Linked DNA regions of Homo sapiens: region 2 is linked to region 1. Evidence: chromatin loops called from intact Hi-C (ENCODE). Cell type or tissue: gastrocnemius medialis. All regions are shown on one strand.

Evidence for each region. Hi-C counts contacts between places; a loop is a spot of excess contacts. Peaks named below come from ENCODE experiments on the same cell type or tissue, not always from the same donor. Only the 100,000 strongest peaks of a DNase experiment are listed, where the experiment ranks them.
Region 2: a loop joins it to region 1, with 5 times the contacts of the local background. A loop is called at or near these places in 3 of 110 quality-filtered maps.

The regions. Positions count from the first base shown.
Region 1 is chr4:88,237,676-88,245,675 of GRCh38, reverse strand. No RefSeq gene overlaps it. Among named protein-coding and RNA genes, the nearest start is that of PPM1K, 43 kb to the left of the region's middle. RefSeq lists an enhancer at 1,013-1,545. In gastrocnemius medialis, no CTCF peak of the experiment used is centred here; DNase peaks (open chromatin) are centred at 355, 665, 3,305, 5,285 and 1 weaker place; H3K4me3 peaks cover 1,062 bases; H3K27ac peaks cover 2,951 bases.
Region 2 is chr4:88,336,466-88,344,465 of GRCh38, reverse strand. PPM1K-DT (PPM1K divergent transcript) reads right to left here. Exons shown (of 5, transcript NR_134238.1): 4 at 3,514-3,604; 5 at 2,809-3,163. Among named protein-coding and RNA genes, the nearest start is that of HERC6, 38 kb to the left of the region's middle. In gastrocnemius medialis, no CTCF peak of the experiment used is centred here; DNase peaks (open chromatin) are centred at 2,565 and 3,115; H3K27ac peaks cover 3,031 bases.

The DNA.
Region 1 (8,000 bases):
GATCCTTAGGGTGTGGCTTCACCAGCCAGAAGCGTCTGTGGCTGGTGGCACTTATGCTTGAGTTTTGCTTATGCTCACTGGGATCGCCCACTTGGCCTGGCAGGCTGATCTTGGCTGGTGCTACCAGCCTGGATCCCATGCATGCCAAGAGCAAGCCAGGCATGAAGTGGCAGGGGTGTGGGTTGTGTCAGCGAGCGAGCGTGGAGTCTGGCCACTGTGCATAGCCAGGCAGGCTGGCTGCTGTGGCAGGGCAGGAAGCTCCAGGCATCAACACAAGCACTGGCTCTGTGCGAGGATGCGGCTAGACCAGATGTATTGCAATGGGCTTCCACTGCAGGCACCAGTGTCTGGACGAGGGGAACAGGTGGCGCCCAAAAGCTCAGAGATGCCAGGAACCGCAGAGTCCCAAAAAGAGTATTACAGCATGTCGAGCTCTGACTCAGGGAGCCCTGAGGTCTGGGCTCCCAGAAGGAGAGCCCTCTCTTCTTTCCTCCTCGTCCCAGTAAGGTGAGGTGGGGTGACGGGGGTTGGGGGCGGGGGAAGGTGGGGAGGGTGTTTCAGCCCGTTTGTGTTGCGGCTCTTTCAGTCCCACTGCCCTGCTTCAGCTCGGGGCTCCTGGGCTGGCCCCACCCCACCACTGCTTCCTGTCACATGGGACAGCTGCCTGGTGCCCATGGAGGGCAGAAGGGCTATAGTGTTACAGCCCCTTTAGCTCCTGCCACAGCTCGGGAGCCAGCTAGGAAAGTGTTACAGCTCCTTTTGCTCCTGCCATTCAGCGGGTCCTGGGTTCTTGTCCTGCTTCCAGGAAAAATGGAGTTATGCAGACAGCTAGAGGGTGAGCAAGGCAGAGGAGCTTTATTGAGCAGCGGTACAGCTCTCAGGAGAGAGGAGACCAGAAGTGGGTAGCTCCTATTCAGAGGCAGGTCGTCCTGAGTGTCTTGAGTCTGGCTGACTCCAGGGATTTTACAGGCTCAGAATGGAGGAAATGCTCAAAATGGAGGAAGTGTGTGCTGATTGGTCCATGGGCATGCCTGGAAAAAGCACCACTTGATTTGCCAAAAGGTATCAAGGAAGTTCTCACTGTGGGTGGGAGACTTTGTCCAGAACTGATAGCCCAGCCCCCAGGCTCCAGGGGACCCGCCCCTTCCCACGGAAGGAACCTGCCTGTCGCCCACCACCAACAACATGCTATCCATGGCACCCAGGCTGTCTGCGCAAGGGGCATCCTTAGGCCCGCCCCAAGCCACCCTCAGCCCCCCAGGCCTCCCTCCCGTACTCGTTGGCACCCAAAGTTTCAGCCTCAGAACCAGTTTCTGGAGGGGGCTGAGGTGGCGGTGGCAGGGCGGTGGTGTGTCAGTGCTGCCCCAAGTGTGTGCACACCTGGCCGGGTCACAACAGCACCTGGGCTCAGTTAACAGGATACGTCCGCAGCTTTGCTCTGCCATGGGGGCGGGTGCTGAGAGCGGGAAGAGGACAGGGAGTGAGAGCCTGCAGGGCTTCCCAGGGCCCTGAGAGTACAGGCATGCCTGGGTCCAGAGCCATGGCTGGGCGGCTGCAGCTGCACCCGGGAGCATGGGCTCCCACCCAACCACCCAACCAACTCCGTAGGGCATGGGGCTTTTGCTGGGATCAGCTGTTCCCGGCCCCGCCGGTTCCGTGGTGCATGCAGCCCTGGCTATGCCTCCCTCCCTGCAGCTGGTATCCTCACAGTGGCTACTCCAGGCAGGCCACCGCCACCATCAGTGTTGCCCAGGCTGGTCTTGAACTCCTGAGCTCAAGTGATCTGCCCACCTTGGCCTCCCAAAGTGCTGGGATTAGTGGCATGAGCCACTGTACCCAGCCCTCTTTGATTTTGACCCTAAGAAAGACAGGGAAATACATGAATATCTATTGGGAAATCTTTTTTGTTATTTATTTGTTATTATTTTTACCTTGCAGCTCCAGCTCAAAGGATGGGAAGTCTTTAAATAATAGAGATGTATATTTGCATCCTGCCTCCCAATGCCATACTTCCCAGAGATTGTTGCCATTTGGGGGCATGTCTTTCAGAGTTTCTTCTAGGTGATTTTGTAAATAAATGAATACTAGATACATACAGAAATATATATTTTTGTTCTGTGAGGTGTGTGTATGTGTGTCTGTCTGTGTGTGTCTTTTAATATCAATGAATTTATATGCCCTGTGTTAATTAGCAGCTTGCTGTTTTCAATTAATATGTATTGGAGGTCTTTGTCAATATAGCACATGTATTTCTATCTCAAACTGTTGCATAACATTCTATTGTATGCATTTGCTGCATTTTATTTACTCGTACCCTTGGAGATAAGCATTTAGGTTCTAGTTTTTCCTTCTTTCCTTTCTTTTCTACCTTTCTATATTGAATTACAATGGTCTTAATAGTATATTTAATAACATAAAATAACGTGTTACATCTGTTGAGGAGGAAACACATTATCCTCTACCTTCTCAGATTCTCTGGTTGGGACTAAGAATTAAACAGACATAAGATGGATAAACAGGAGAAAAGTAGACAAGCTTTATTAAATTTTTACATGTACATGGGCTTTCACATGACGCTCTAAAGAAGTGACTAGAGCAGAAATCTTTCTAAACATTTTTGACAAAGAAATTATACATTTATGAAGAAATAACAAGATAAAGGGGTTTGGACTGGAGGTAATAAATTGTGGGGAAATGACTGGGAGATATATGAATGGGGGTAAAACTAGTAAGATATAAGGATTATTTATTAAGTTTGTTTATGCAGATCCATTTCAATGTCGATTCCCAGTCTCTGGTGATAAGGATTTCTTGTCTTTCTGGTATAAGGAGGGCACCTTCCTCATGGGAAGTTTTATGGCCTATTCTTAAATAGAAAAGGGGAGGTCAGAGAGCCCTTCCTGCGTCAGCTCTTTCTCAAGTGCCTTCAGCTCAAAATAGTTAACATGCCAAAGCAGCATATTTTGGGGCAGCATGACCTTAACTCCTTCACATGAAACATGGGAGGAAATTTGAAAATTAAAGCTTGTGTTATCTTCTGTCAGAAAAAAAAGTATGTGTTTTCTAAATTGGAATCATTTAGATTTGCCCCAAAGGAAAAAAAGTCTTTGGTTACTTCTTAACGAAGGATTTATCTAACATTTATTATTCTGGAATAGATGGAAATCATGAGAGCTGGAGCCCAGTTTCTCTCAGCTTTGCTGAGTTCACTTGGTCATCTTGGCCAAGTTGGCATGAAGTCTACATCAGTAGAAAGTGAGGATCTAATATCACAACTTGCCTCATCCCACACTGCGCTCCCTTCTCCAATTACCTACAGCCTGAACCAATATGGCATTCAGCCAACACTTTTCAGGTCATGTGTGTTAGTCTTGTCAACTCAACCTTGACACCAACCCTGGAGGGCAGAAATCACCCCTTTTTCTCCTGAACAGTGCCTAGCTGATCCTTAGAAACATAGTTATTTACTTTCAATATGTGTTAATTATCTTTAAAACTGTATTTGCAGGTTAGCTTTATTTTGTTTAGAAAAAATCTTAGAATAAAAGTCTTACCACCTCTATAGCTGTATCAGAACTTCTTTTAAGTGTATCACTAGGCCGGGTGCAGTGGCTCACGCCTGTAATCCCAGCACTTTGGGAGACCAAGGCAGGTGGATCACCTGAGGTCAGGAATTCGAGACTAGCCTGGTAAACATGGTGAAACCCCGTCTCGACTAAAAATATAAAAATTAGCTAGGTGTGGTGGTGCATGTCTGTAATCCCAGCTATTTTGGAGGCTAAGGCAGGAGAATCGCTTGAACCCAGGAAGTGGAGGTTGCAGTGACCCAAGATCATGCCACTGCATTCTAGCCTGGGCAACAGAGCTAGACTCTCTCTCAAAAAATGAATAAATAAATAAATAAATAAACAAATAAATAATAAAAGAAGTTTAGATATATCCACAGAAATGGCAGAAATTTCATACCAAGGTTTGTCTAAACTTGGTTTCTACCTGGAATAAAGAATAATCTGCCAGGTATAGTGGGGCATGCCTGTAATCCCAGCTACTAGGGAAGCTGAGGTGGGAGGATTGCTTGAGGCTAGGAGTTTGAGACCAGCCTGAGCAACATAGCAAAACCCCATTTCTGGGGGGAAAAAGAATAATCTCACACATATTTCAAATGTATGTAGATTTATGTTGTGTGATTAAAATATGTTTATTTTAAAGAGTTATCTATGTTGTTATTGGCATTTTGTACTTTCTCTTCCGGGATACTTAAAGTGCAAATACTACCATGAGGAAAGAGGGAGTCTTACCAAATGAAAAAATGATCCTCATATTTACAAAACCCTGGCCAGGTGCATTGGCTCATGCCTGTAATATCAGCACTTTGGGAAGCTGAGGTGGAAAGATTGCTTTAGCCCAGGAGTTTGGGACCAGCCTGGCCAACATGAGACCCCATCTGTATAAAAAATGTCAAACATTTAAAAAACTAGCCAGGCATGGTGGTGCAAACCTGTGGTCCCTGCTACTTGGGAGGCTGAGGTGTGCTTGAGCTCCGGAGGTTGAAGCTGCAGTGAGCTGTGATAATGCCACAGCACTTTAGCATGGACAACAGAGTGAAACCCCATTTTTTAAAAAACAAAAAAAAAAATCAGAGAGAGAGGGCAGAGCAATATGGGTGAATAGAAGGCTCCACTGATTGTCCCCAGAGAGGAACACCAAATTTAATAACTATCTATACATAAAAAGCATCTTTCTTCAGGCAAGGCAGTCATGAAAGAAATAATATAAAATAAAGCACCTTCCTAAGAATGAAAAATCAGGTGAGCACTCACAGTGCCTGGTTTTAACTTCATATTGCTGACAGAGGCACTGAAGAGGGCAAGAAAGACAGTCTTGAATTGCTGATGGCACCCCACCCCTATCCTCTGGCGATGGCCGTAGGTGCAGAGAGAGAATCTGTGCACTTGGGAGAGGGACAGTGCAGTGATTGTGAGAGGCATTGAACTCAAAGCTGCCCTGTCACAACAGAAAGCAAAACTGGGCTGAACTCAAATGATGCCTGCCCATTGAGGGAGCACTGAGACTAGCCCTAGCCAGAGGGGAATGGCCCATCCCAACAGTCAGAACTTGAGTTCCAGCAAGTCTCATCATTATGACCTAAAATGCTCTGGGGCCCTAAATAAACTTGAAAGGCAGTTTAGGCAATAAGGACTGCAACTCCTACACAAGTCTTAGTGCTGAGTTGGGCGTGTAGCCAGTGGACATGAGGGACATGTGACCTACTGAGACACCAGCCAGGGCAACTACAGGAGTGCTTGCACTACCCCTCCCAAAACACCAGGCAGCACAGCCCTCAGCTGCAAAGGAGAAGCCTTACTTCTGCTTGAGGAGAGGAGAGGAAAGAGTAAAGAGGAATTTGTCTTGCAACTTGGATACCAACTCAGCCGCAGTAGGATAGGGCACTAGTCAGGGTCATTAGGCCCCCATTCCAGGCCCTAGTTCCCAGACAGTATTTCTAGACATACCTTAGGCCAGAAGGGAATCCACTGCCTTGAAAGGAAGGACCTATCCTGGGAGGAATCATCACCTGCTGATTAAAGAGACCTTGGGCCCTGAATAATCAGCAGCAGCACCCAGGCAGTACTTGCCATGGGCCTTGGGTAAGACTCAGAGATATGCTGGCTTTAGATGTGAACCAGCACAGTCCCAGCTATGGTGGCTATGGTGAGAGACTCCTTTTGCTTGAAAAAAGCTGAGGGAAAAGTAAAGAGGACTTGATCTTGCACCTTAGGTACCAGCTCAGCAACAGTGGGGTAGAGTAACAAGTGGGCTCTTGGGGCCCCTAATTAGAGGCCTTGGCTCTTAGATGGAATTTCTAAGCCTTCCCTGGGCCAGAAGGTGGACCATTTCCCTGAAGAGTGAGTCCCAGACCTGGCAGCCTTCAGCATAAGCTGACTGAAGAGCCCTTGGGCCTTAGTGAACCTCGGTGGTAGCCCGGCAGCACTCCCCTTGGGCCTGTGGAGGTGATGGCCATGGGTGAGTTTCCTCTGCCTGTAGAAAGGTGAGGAAAGCGTAGAAATAACTGTGTCACATAACTTGTGTGCTAGCTCAGCTGTGGTAGAATAGAGCACCAGGTAGATTACTAAGATTTTTGACTCTAGTCCCTAGTTCATGGATGGCATCTCTGGAAAAGAATAGGGTCTAGGGGAACTTGCTGCCCTGAAGAGAAGGACACAAATCTCGCTGGCTTTACCACCTGCTGATTGCAGAGCCCTAGGGCCTCGAGTGAACATAGGCAGTAGCCAGGTACTGGTTACAACAGGCCTTGGGTGAGACTCAGTGCTGTGCCAGCTTCAGGTCTGTCCCAACTCAGTCCCAGTGGTGGTGGCCACAGGGGTGCTTGTGTCACCCCACCCCCAGCTCCAGACAGCTCATCACAGAAAGACAGACTCCATTTGCTTGGAAGAAAGTAAGGAAAGAAACAAGAATCTGCCTGGTAATCCAGAGAATTATTCCAAATATTATTCAAGATTATCAAGGCAGTACCTCTATGAGTCTGGAAGAACCATAGTGTTACTGGGCTTGAGATGCCCCCTAATGTAGATATGTCTTAGATCTCAACACCCAAGTCTTTTTAAATGCCTGGAAAGAGTGCAGAGACTACCATAGATATCTGACTCTTCAATGCCCAAACGCCAATGAACATCCACAAGCATCAAGACCTTCCAGGAAAACATGACCTCACCAAATGAACTAAATAAGGGAACAGGGAACAATCCTGGAGAAGCAGAGATATATGACCTTTCAGACAGATAATTCAAAATAGCTGTTTGGGGGAATGCAAAGAAATTCAAGATAACACAGAAAAGGAATTTAGAATTCTGTCAGATAAGTTTAACAAAGAAATTGAAATAATTAGAAAGAATCTAGCAGAAATTTTGGAGTTGAAAAATGGAATTGACATGGTGAAGAATGCATCAGTCTTTCACCAGCAGAATAAATCAAAACAGAAGAAAGCATCAGTGAGCTTGAAGACAGGCTACTTGAAAATATACAGTCAGAGGAAACAAAAGAATAAAAAAATATAAAGTATGCCTAGAAGATCTAGAAATTAGCCTTAAAGGGGCAAACCTAAGAGTTATTGGCCTTAAAAAGGAGCTAGAGAAAGAGATAGGGATAGAAAGTTTATCCAAAGGAATAACACAGAACTTCCAAAACCCACAGAAAGTTATTGATAACCAAATATAAGATTATATAACACCAATCAGATTTAACCCAAAGAAGAACATCTCAAGGCATTTAATAATCAAACTCCCAAAGATCAAAAATAAAGGAAAGATTCAAAAAGCAGCAAGAGAAAAGAAACAAGTAACATACAATGAAGTGCCAATAAGTCTGGCAGCAGACTTTTCAGTGGAAACTGTACAGGCCAGGAGAGAGTGGCATAACATATTTGAAGTGCTTATGTAAAAAAACTCTTACACTAGAATAGTATATCTGGCAAAAATGTCCTTCAAGTATGAAAAAGAAATACTTTTCCAGACAAACAAAAGCTGAGGGATTTCATTAACATTAGACCTGTACTACAAGAAATGCTAAAGACAGTACTTCAATCAGAAAGAAAAGAACAGTAATGAGCAAGAAGAAATCATCTGAAGGTACAAAACTTACTGGTAATATTATAGTAACGCCACAGAAAAACACAGAATATTATAACACTGTAAGTGTAGACTTAACTACTCCAATCTTAAGTAGAAATACTAAAAAGATGAACCAATAAAAAAATAACTACAACAAGCTTTCAAGACATAGACGGTAAAATGAGATATAAACAGAAACAACAAAAAGTTTAAAAGTTGGCAGATGAAATTAAGGAGTAGACTATTGGTCTTTATTATTCTCTTTGCTTGTTTGTTTAAACAAGCAGTGTTGTTATCCGCTTAAAATCGTGGGTTATAAGATAGTATTTGCAAGCTGCACAGTAACTTCAAATCAAAAAACATACAACAGAT
Region 2 (8,000 bases), 99 kb before region 1:
AATCCATCCTCAAAAAATCACTTCTCAATGTTCCATCTACTATTCTACTACTCCTCAGGAATTTCTCAGGCCCCCTCTCTTCCCTACACATCAAGCTCAAGAATTTGCCCCTGCCCAGGACTGGCAAATTGATTTTACTCACATGCCCCGAGTCAGGAAACTAAAATACCTCTTGGTCTGGGTAGACACTTTCACTGGATAGGTAGAGGCCTTTCCCACAGAGTCTGAGAAGGCCACCATGGTCATTTCTTCCCTTCTGTCAGACATAATTCCTCGGTTTGGCCTTCCCACCTCTAAACAGTCAACCAGAAAGATCTCCTCACTGTCCTCTAAACAAACCAGGTTCATGGTTTTGTACCTGCTTCTGGTCTTGTCACTCTTCTCTTTAGAAACTCTCCTCCCCTTCTCTCCACAGATCCAAATTCCAGTGACCCCACAAGGTCATTCCCCTTTTCTGACTCCACCTGCCTATAGTGGCCTCCTCTTCTTTGCTGAACTCCTACTGCACTTGTCAGTAACATTCCACTGAGTTCTCAATGCTAGTGTGTCATTGTTTCTCTGTGCTTTCTATGTGTACATATTATGTTCTGTATGAGATTTCTTAGCCTCTGTAAATCCTTAGAATACCTAGCAGAGCTGAGCGCAGGGTGGAAGGTTGACACCCATGAACTATTTTTTATCTCGTAATATCACACATGGCAGCCATAATGCATTGCACCCCTTGCGGGATGAGGTGTGACAGCAAAACTGGCATAAATTTCTTCTTCCTTTTTCACAATTTCACAGCTACAAGATTCATTTTTACTATAGATCATGGTAACATCAGCACATAATTTTTTTTCTTATTAAGTAAAAAACTTACCTTTTCAATTAAAGGAAACACTTTCCAGCTGCTCTTTGGCATCTCTGAATTGCAAGCATCACTACTCTTGCACTTTGGGGCCATTCTTAAGTAAAAGAAGGGTTCCCTTAACACAAACACTGAGATACTGTGACTGTCCAACTGTTAAATAACAGGGCTGCCAAGTGACTCACAGGCAGGTACCACCACCTTAAACAGCGTGGATACACGGGACAAAGAAATCATTCATGTACCCAATGGGACAGAGCCAGACAGCATAAGATTTCGCCATGCTACTCAGAATGGAGTACAATTTAAAACTTATGAATTGTTATTTCTGGGTAATTTACTTAATATTTTTTGGAACATGGTCAACTGCAAGTAACTGAAACCTCAGAAAGCAAAACCATAGTGTCATGCGCATCTGTGTGAAGAGACCACCGAACAGGCTTTGTTTGAGCAATAAAGCTTTTTAATCACCTGGGTGCAGGCGGGCTGACTCCGGAAAGATAGTCAGCAAGGAAGATAGGGGTGGGGCAGTTTTATAGGATTTGGGTGGTTAGTGGAAAGTTACAGTCAAAGGGGGTTGTTGTCTTGTGGGCAGGGGTGGGGGTCACAAGGTGCTCAGTGGGGGAGCTTCTGAGCCAGGAGAAGGAATTTCACAAGGTTAATTGATCAGTTAAGGTGGGGCAGGATCAAATCACAATGGTGCAATGTCATCAGTTAAGGCATGAACCAGCCATTTTCACTTCTTTTGTGATGTTTCACTTGCTTCAGGCCATCTGGATGTATATGTGCAGGTCACAGGGGATATGATGGCTTAGCTTGGACTCAGAGGCCTGACATTCCTGTCTTCTTATATTAATAAGAAAAATAACATAAAATAGTGCTGAAGTGTTGAGACAACGAAAATTTTTAGGGGTGGTATGGAGAGATAATGGGCGATGTCTCTCAGGGCTGCTTCCAGCGGGATTAGGGTTGGCGTGGGAACCTAGAGTGGGAGAGATTAAGCTGAAGGAAGATTTTATGGTAAGGGGTGATATTGTGGGGTTGTTAGGAGGAGCATTTGTCATATAGAATGATTGGTGATGGCCTGGATATGGTTTTGTATGAATTTAGAAACTAAACGGAAGACACAAGGTCTGAATAAGAGAAGGAGAAAAATAGGTATTAAAGGACTAAGAATTGGGAGGACTCAGGACATCAAATTAGAGAGTGCCCAAGCAAGTAATTACTTGCTTGGTTGGCGAGTTTTTGGGCTCTATCCTTGAGTTTTTTTATGTTGTCATACACCAGGCCAGATTTATTTAGGTAAAAACAACACTGCTCATTTAAAAATATACAGAGTCCTCCTTTTTCAGCAGTAAGTCAAGGCCTTGGCAGTTTTGGAGGAAAGAGAAATGCAAAGCCAGCAATTGTTTGTTAAAGAAGGATTAGAAATGGCTAGGAGAGAGTGAGATTGATAGTGTGGTAGAGATAGCTGGGGAGAGGTAGAGGGTGGCATAAGAACGGGAACAAGAATAAGAGTAAGTATAAAACTAAAGAATAGGACTTCATCAGGGTGAAAGTATTGGAGTGTACTTTGCCACTGAAGTGAAAGGGGAGGTGCTAGGTTCTTTTTAACAACCAGCTTTCACAGGAACTAATAAAGTGAGAACTCGTACCCCGCACCCACCCTCCCAGACAGAGCATTAATCTATTTATGAGGGATCTGCTCCCATGACCCAAACACCTCCCATTAGGCCCCACTTCCAACACTGGGGATCAGATTCCATCACAAGATTTGAAGGGGACAAACATCCAAACTATAGCAGTGAGCAAATAAGCTTCTCCCTTAAACGAAAAACACACGGTACGTAATGCTAAAACCTCCCAGCTGTACCTTCTGACCTGTTGACTGGGCTTCCCATACACTCATTTTTCCTGCCCCTTGGGATTTTTAACTTCCAGTAAGACTCTTAAGTTAATTGCTTTTTCAAGGGCAACTTTAATCAGAATAGCCAGCTCTACAGACACATTACAGAAAAAGGAAAACCAGTTTTTTGTGTGTGTGTTAGGCTATTAAAAAAATAGTGGTGGGTTTTTTTTCCCCATTGGCTTTTTTCTCTCCATTATCATGCACGCCTTTCTGTTCAGGATTGAGGTCATCCATCTGCAATCTCATATCCTCTTGCTGGGTTCTGTCAAGTATTAGTCATAAGGCAGTCAGCTTGCTTGTGTACACTTCAACAGCTCTTTTTCACATCAAGCCTTCCAGTTGTCTCTGCTTATTTTAGCCGGGTGCTCAAAGTAGCAGCTGGTTGCCTGGCTATTCCTAGGCAGCTGAAAGCATTGTGAGGAGAACACAAATGAAGCAGGAAGGAATAATCTGAGCTTGATGCTAAGATTTTTGTCTAAGACCTTCTGACCAGGGTCTGTTTCCTAACTGCAATCTGTCCAAAATGTTACTTCCCATCACTCCACATATTATAGCTATCTGATAATTATTAAAATCTGAATATCAAAGTCATTTTTGTATGGAGGGAATAATTAACATATGTACCTTTCCAATATGGCCTTAAATACGCCCCCAAATTCCTTAGCTGTTAATTTTTTTCTCCCACCCTAAAATATAGGTATTTTTAATATTTACCCTGCCCATTTAATAGCAATAAGAGAAGTACATCAGTTACCTAAGTCAGAGATCAGCAAACTTCTTCTGTATAGGGCCAGATAGTCAAGCTTTGTGGGCCACACATTCTCCAATACAATTATTCAGCTCTGCTATGGTAGCATGAAAATATCCACATAATACGTAAATGAATGAGCATAGCTGTGTTCCAATAAAACTATTTATACTGTGGTATAATTTTTAAAAATCTATATTTAATTTCTGCCCTGGTTCCCATCATACAGCTCCTAAAATATGAGGCATTTCTAGAGTGGTAAGAGTATCTTTTGTACACTAATGAGATGACTGGTGGCCCCTAAATAGCTTCAGGATGGGGATTGGTCAGAAAAACTAGGGCATGATTAGAGAGTTGGAACTTTTAGCCACATTTCTTAATCTCTAGGGAGGGGAGACAAGCTGAAGGTTGAGCTGATCACCAATGGTCAACTGTAGGACCTAGATTTTAGTATCTGTGGGAGTCTTGGAAATAATCCCCTTCGATTACTATAACCATAATCAGTCATGTCTACATAATGACCATAATTACCCAAAAGGACTGAGTTGGAAAAGCTTCTAGATAGCTGAACTCATGGAGGTGCCTGGAGGTGGTATATCCGAAGAGGGCATAGAAGCTCTGTGCCCTTTTTCACATACCTTGCCCTATTCATCATTTCCATCTGGCTATTCATCTGCATCCTTTATACTATTTATTTATTTATTTTTGAGATGGATTCTAACTTTGTCACTGCACCATGAGTGCAGTGGTGCAATCTCGGCTCACTGCAACCTCTGCCTCCCAGGTTCAAGCGATTCTTCTGCCTCAGCCTCCAGAGTAGCTGGGATTACAGGCACGCGCCACCACACCCAGCTAGTTTTTGTATTTTTCGTAGAGACAGGCTTTCACTATGTTGTCCAGGCTGGTCTTGAACTCCTGACCTCAAGTGATCTGCCCACCTCAACCTCAAAAGTACTGGGATTACCGGCAAGAGCCACCATGCCTGGCCTGTACTATTCTTTATAATAAACCATTAAATGTAACTAAAGTGTTTCCCTGGATTCTGTGAGCCACTAGCAAATTAATCAAACCTGAAGAGGTGGTTGAGGGAACCTTGATTTATAGCCAGTCAGAAGCACAAATAACAACCTGGGGCTTTCTTTGTTTTTTTTTTTTGTTTGTTTGTTTTGAGACAGCGTTTCACTCTTGTCCCCCAGGCTGGAGTGCAATGGCGTGATGTTGGCTCACCGCAACCTCCACCTCCCGGGTTCAAGCAGTTCTCCTGCCTCAGCCTCCTGAGTAGCTGGGATGACAGGTGCTTGCCACCACGCCCAGCTAATTTTTTGTATTTTTAGTAGAGACGGGATTTCACCATGTTAGCCAGGCTGGTCTCGAATTCCTGACATCAAGTGATCCACCTGCCTTGGCCTCCCAAAGTGCTGGGATTACAGGCGTACGTCATCACACCTGGCCCTACAACCTGGGGCTTTTAATTGGTATCTGGAGTGCGGGCAGTCTTGTGGGACTGGGCCCTTAACCTGTAGGGTCTGATGCTATCTTCAGGTGGATAGTATCAGAATTAAATTGAATTATAAGACACTCAGTTGGCGTCCACTGGAGATTTGCTTAGTATGTGGAGAAAAACCTTTACACATCTGGTCACAGAAGTGTGCAACGGTGAAAAACAGTTTGTGCTTTCAAATTTGAATTTCATATAATTTTCATGTGTTACAAAGTATTTTTTTCATTGACTGTTTATAATCAGTGAAAAATATAAAAATCTATTCTTAGCTCAGAGGCTATACAAAAATAAGAGGGGAGGAAAGCAGGCCTGATCTGGCTCATGGGCCATACTTTCCCTACCTTTGGCCTAGGTTGGCAAACTGTAAACTTGAGGTTACAGTTATTAGAACCTAATATCCAATGTGATGGTATTAAGAGGTGGGGCCTTTGGGAAGTGATTAAATCATGAGGCGTTCACCTTCATGAAGGGAATTAATGCTCTTATAAAAGAGACCAAGGAGAGTTTGTTTGCCCCTGCTGCCATGTGGGGACACACAGAAGGCACCATCTACGAAGAATGGGCCCTCACCAGACACCAAATCTGCTGGTGCCTTGATCTTGGACTTCCCAGCCTCCAGAATTGTGAGCAATACATTTCTGTCATTTGTAAATTGCCCAGTGTAAGGTATTTTGTTTTAGCAGCCTGAATGGACTAAGAGAGTAAGCATATATTATTTATGCATTCTGAAAGGAACAATAACACTATTTTTCCTTCAAAGAAAATGTTTAACTTTAATGTTCATTGAAGTGCTAATTCTAATATTAAAAAATTAAAAACAACCTAAATATCCAATAAGAGAGAAGGCACTAAGTGCCTCTGTACATCAGAATACTAATTGGCCTTTAAGATGATGTCGTCAGTGGTAGAGAATGCTGGTTTTTGAAGTGGATAGACCTGAGTATACATTCAGACTCTCATTTACCAGCTGAGGATCTAAAGCAGCCCCCTTCAATTTCCTGGATTTTTCTCATAAGTAAAATTGAAAAGGTAATGTAACTTTGTTATCGTGTCATGCTTAACATACAGTAAGACTCTTTTAATATTATCTATCACAATTGTTATTTGGGGGGATTACATGGGATTTAAAATTTTTTATGCAATGAATATGTATTTTTTCATAATAATAGAAAATGACTTTTTTATTATAATGAAAGAATTTCCCTCTGTAGAGAGAAATCATTTCTAAAAATTACAGTCACTATGGCATCTACAGCAAAGTACCTGTAGCAGTACAATGTAGGTTAGGCTTGGGAGAGAAAGGCTTGCTGCGGATACCAATGACAGGTGAAGTCCATATGTCTCTCTGGTGCATCCCAGGGAGAAGTACTGGACAGGCCTACCTATGACAGGCCTTCTCTATGAGAAAAGACAGAAGAGAGGCCAGATGGAATAGTCACTAGAGAAAAAAATGAGTTCTATTCTCTAGTAGGGAAAAAGCAAGACACACTGTAGCTTGGTCAAGAAATAGTTATGGAATGAATGAATGAATATCAAGATTGTTCATTTATAATCTGATTGTTTGGACCATAGAGTGTGAATTAAGAAGAAAATTCCTTATTCTATATTTTTGAAGAGGAACTTGAATTGTGGAGAAATTGTATGGAAAAATATTCATAATCTGATTAAAGGGTTTATAAGGATGTGACTGGTGTGATCCATTTATTCATTCAATAAATAAGTTTTATTGAGCATCTACATTGTGCCTGCACTCATGATATGCCCAATCACAAATCAAGATAAGTCTTGTTTTTAATTTGGATAACTTTGCCCTCTAATCCCAGTTGTATGATATTTGTGTTCGCTATGTGGTTAGCAGTTTAAGAAGACAATTTAAATGGTCTTTGGAACTTATCTCACTGGATGAGAAGTTGAGTTAGGATCAGTAAAATATCACTAACTGTACCTAGGCAGTGTGATGTAGTATATACCCAAGTGTGAGCTGTGACATCAGACTACCTGAGTATCAAAATCTGTTTCTACCACTCACCGGCCATGTAATATTAAGCAGTTTCTTCATCTCTTTAAATGTCCATGTTTTAACTGTAAAACAGGGATAATAGTAGCATTGACTTAAGAGGATTCTTTTTTCTAAGTAAGAATATTATACAAAGAATGCCTTGCATGGTGCCTAACAATAGCAAGCACCAATGACTAATAAATGTCAGCTATTGTTATTATTTTACCCTTGTGTAGCACCATAAAGAAGGAGACAATTGAAATGGAGCAAACTAGGACGTGATGGTGAACAGCTGTGGGCCCAACTACTTGGGAGGCTGAGGCAGGAGGATCCTTTGAGCCCAGGAGTTCAAGGTTGCAATGAACTATGATTGTGCTACCACACTCCAGCTTGGGTGGTAGAGCAAGAACCCATCTCAAAAAAAAAAAAAAAAAGAAAGAAAGAAAGGAGCAAACTGGAACTGGGCCTGAGAAGACAATCAAAGTACCAAGATTACAGCTTGTTGACATCTCCTGCTCAAGACAGAACTTCAATGACTAAACTTTCACAGAAGATTCTTCAAAGAGGGTATTACAGTTTTGTATGCATAGATTTGGCCTTATCAAGGGGCATGATTTTGGAACCACATGACTACTAGCAAGTGGTCTTCTTAGGGGTGACCCACACTTAGAAAAGGGATAACCATCAACATCAGGAGAACTTAATAGGGGGGTCATTGTGAGGCAGAGCTTCTTTGAGAAACTCCCTTCCTTCCTACCTTCCTTCCTTCCTTCCTTCTTTTTCTCTCTCTTTCTTTCTTTCTCCTTTTTTTTCTTTGAGACACAGTCTCACTCTGTCACTCAGGTTTGAGTACAGTGGTGCAATCACAGCTCACTGCAACCTCTGCCTCCCAGGCTCAAACAATCCTCCCATCTCAACCTCCCACAGACCTAGGACCACAGATGTGCAGTGCCACACCTGGCTAATTTTTTTGTTTGTTTTATTTTTTGTAGA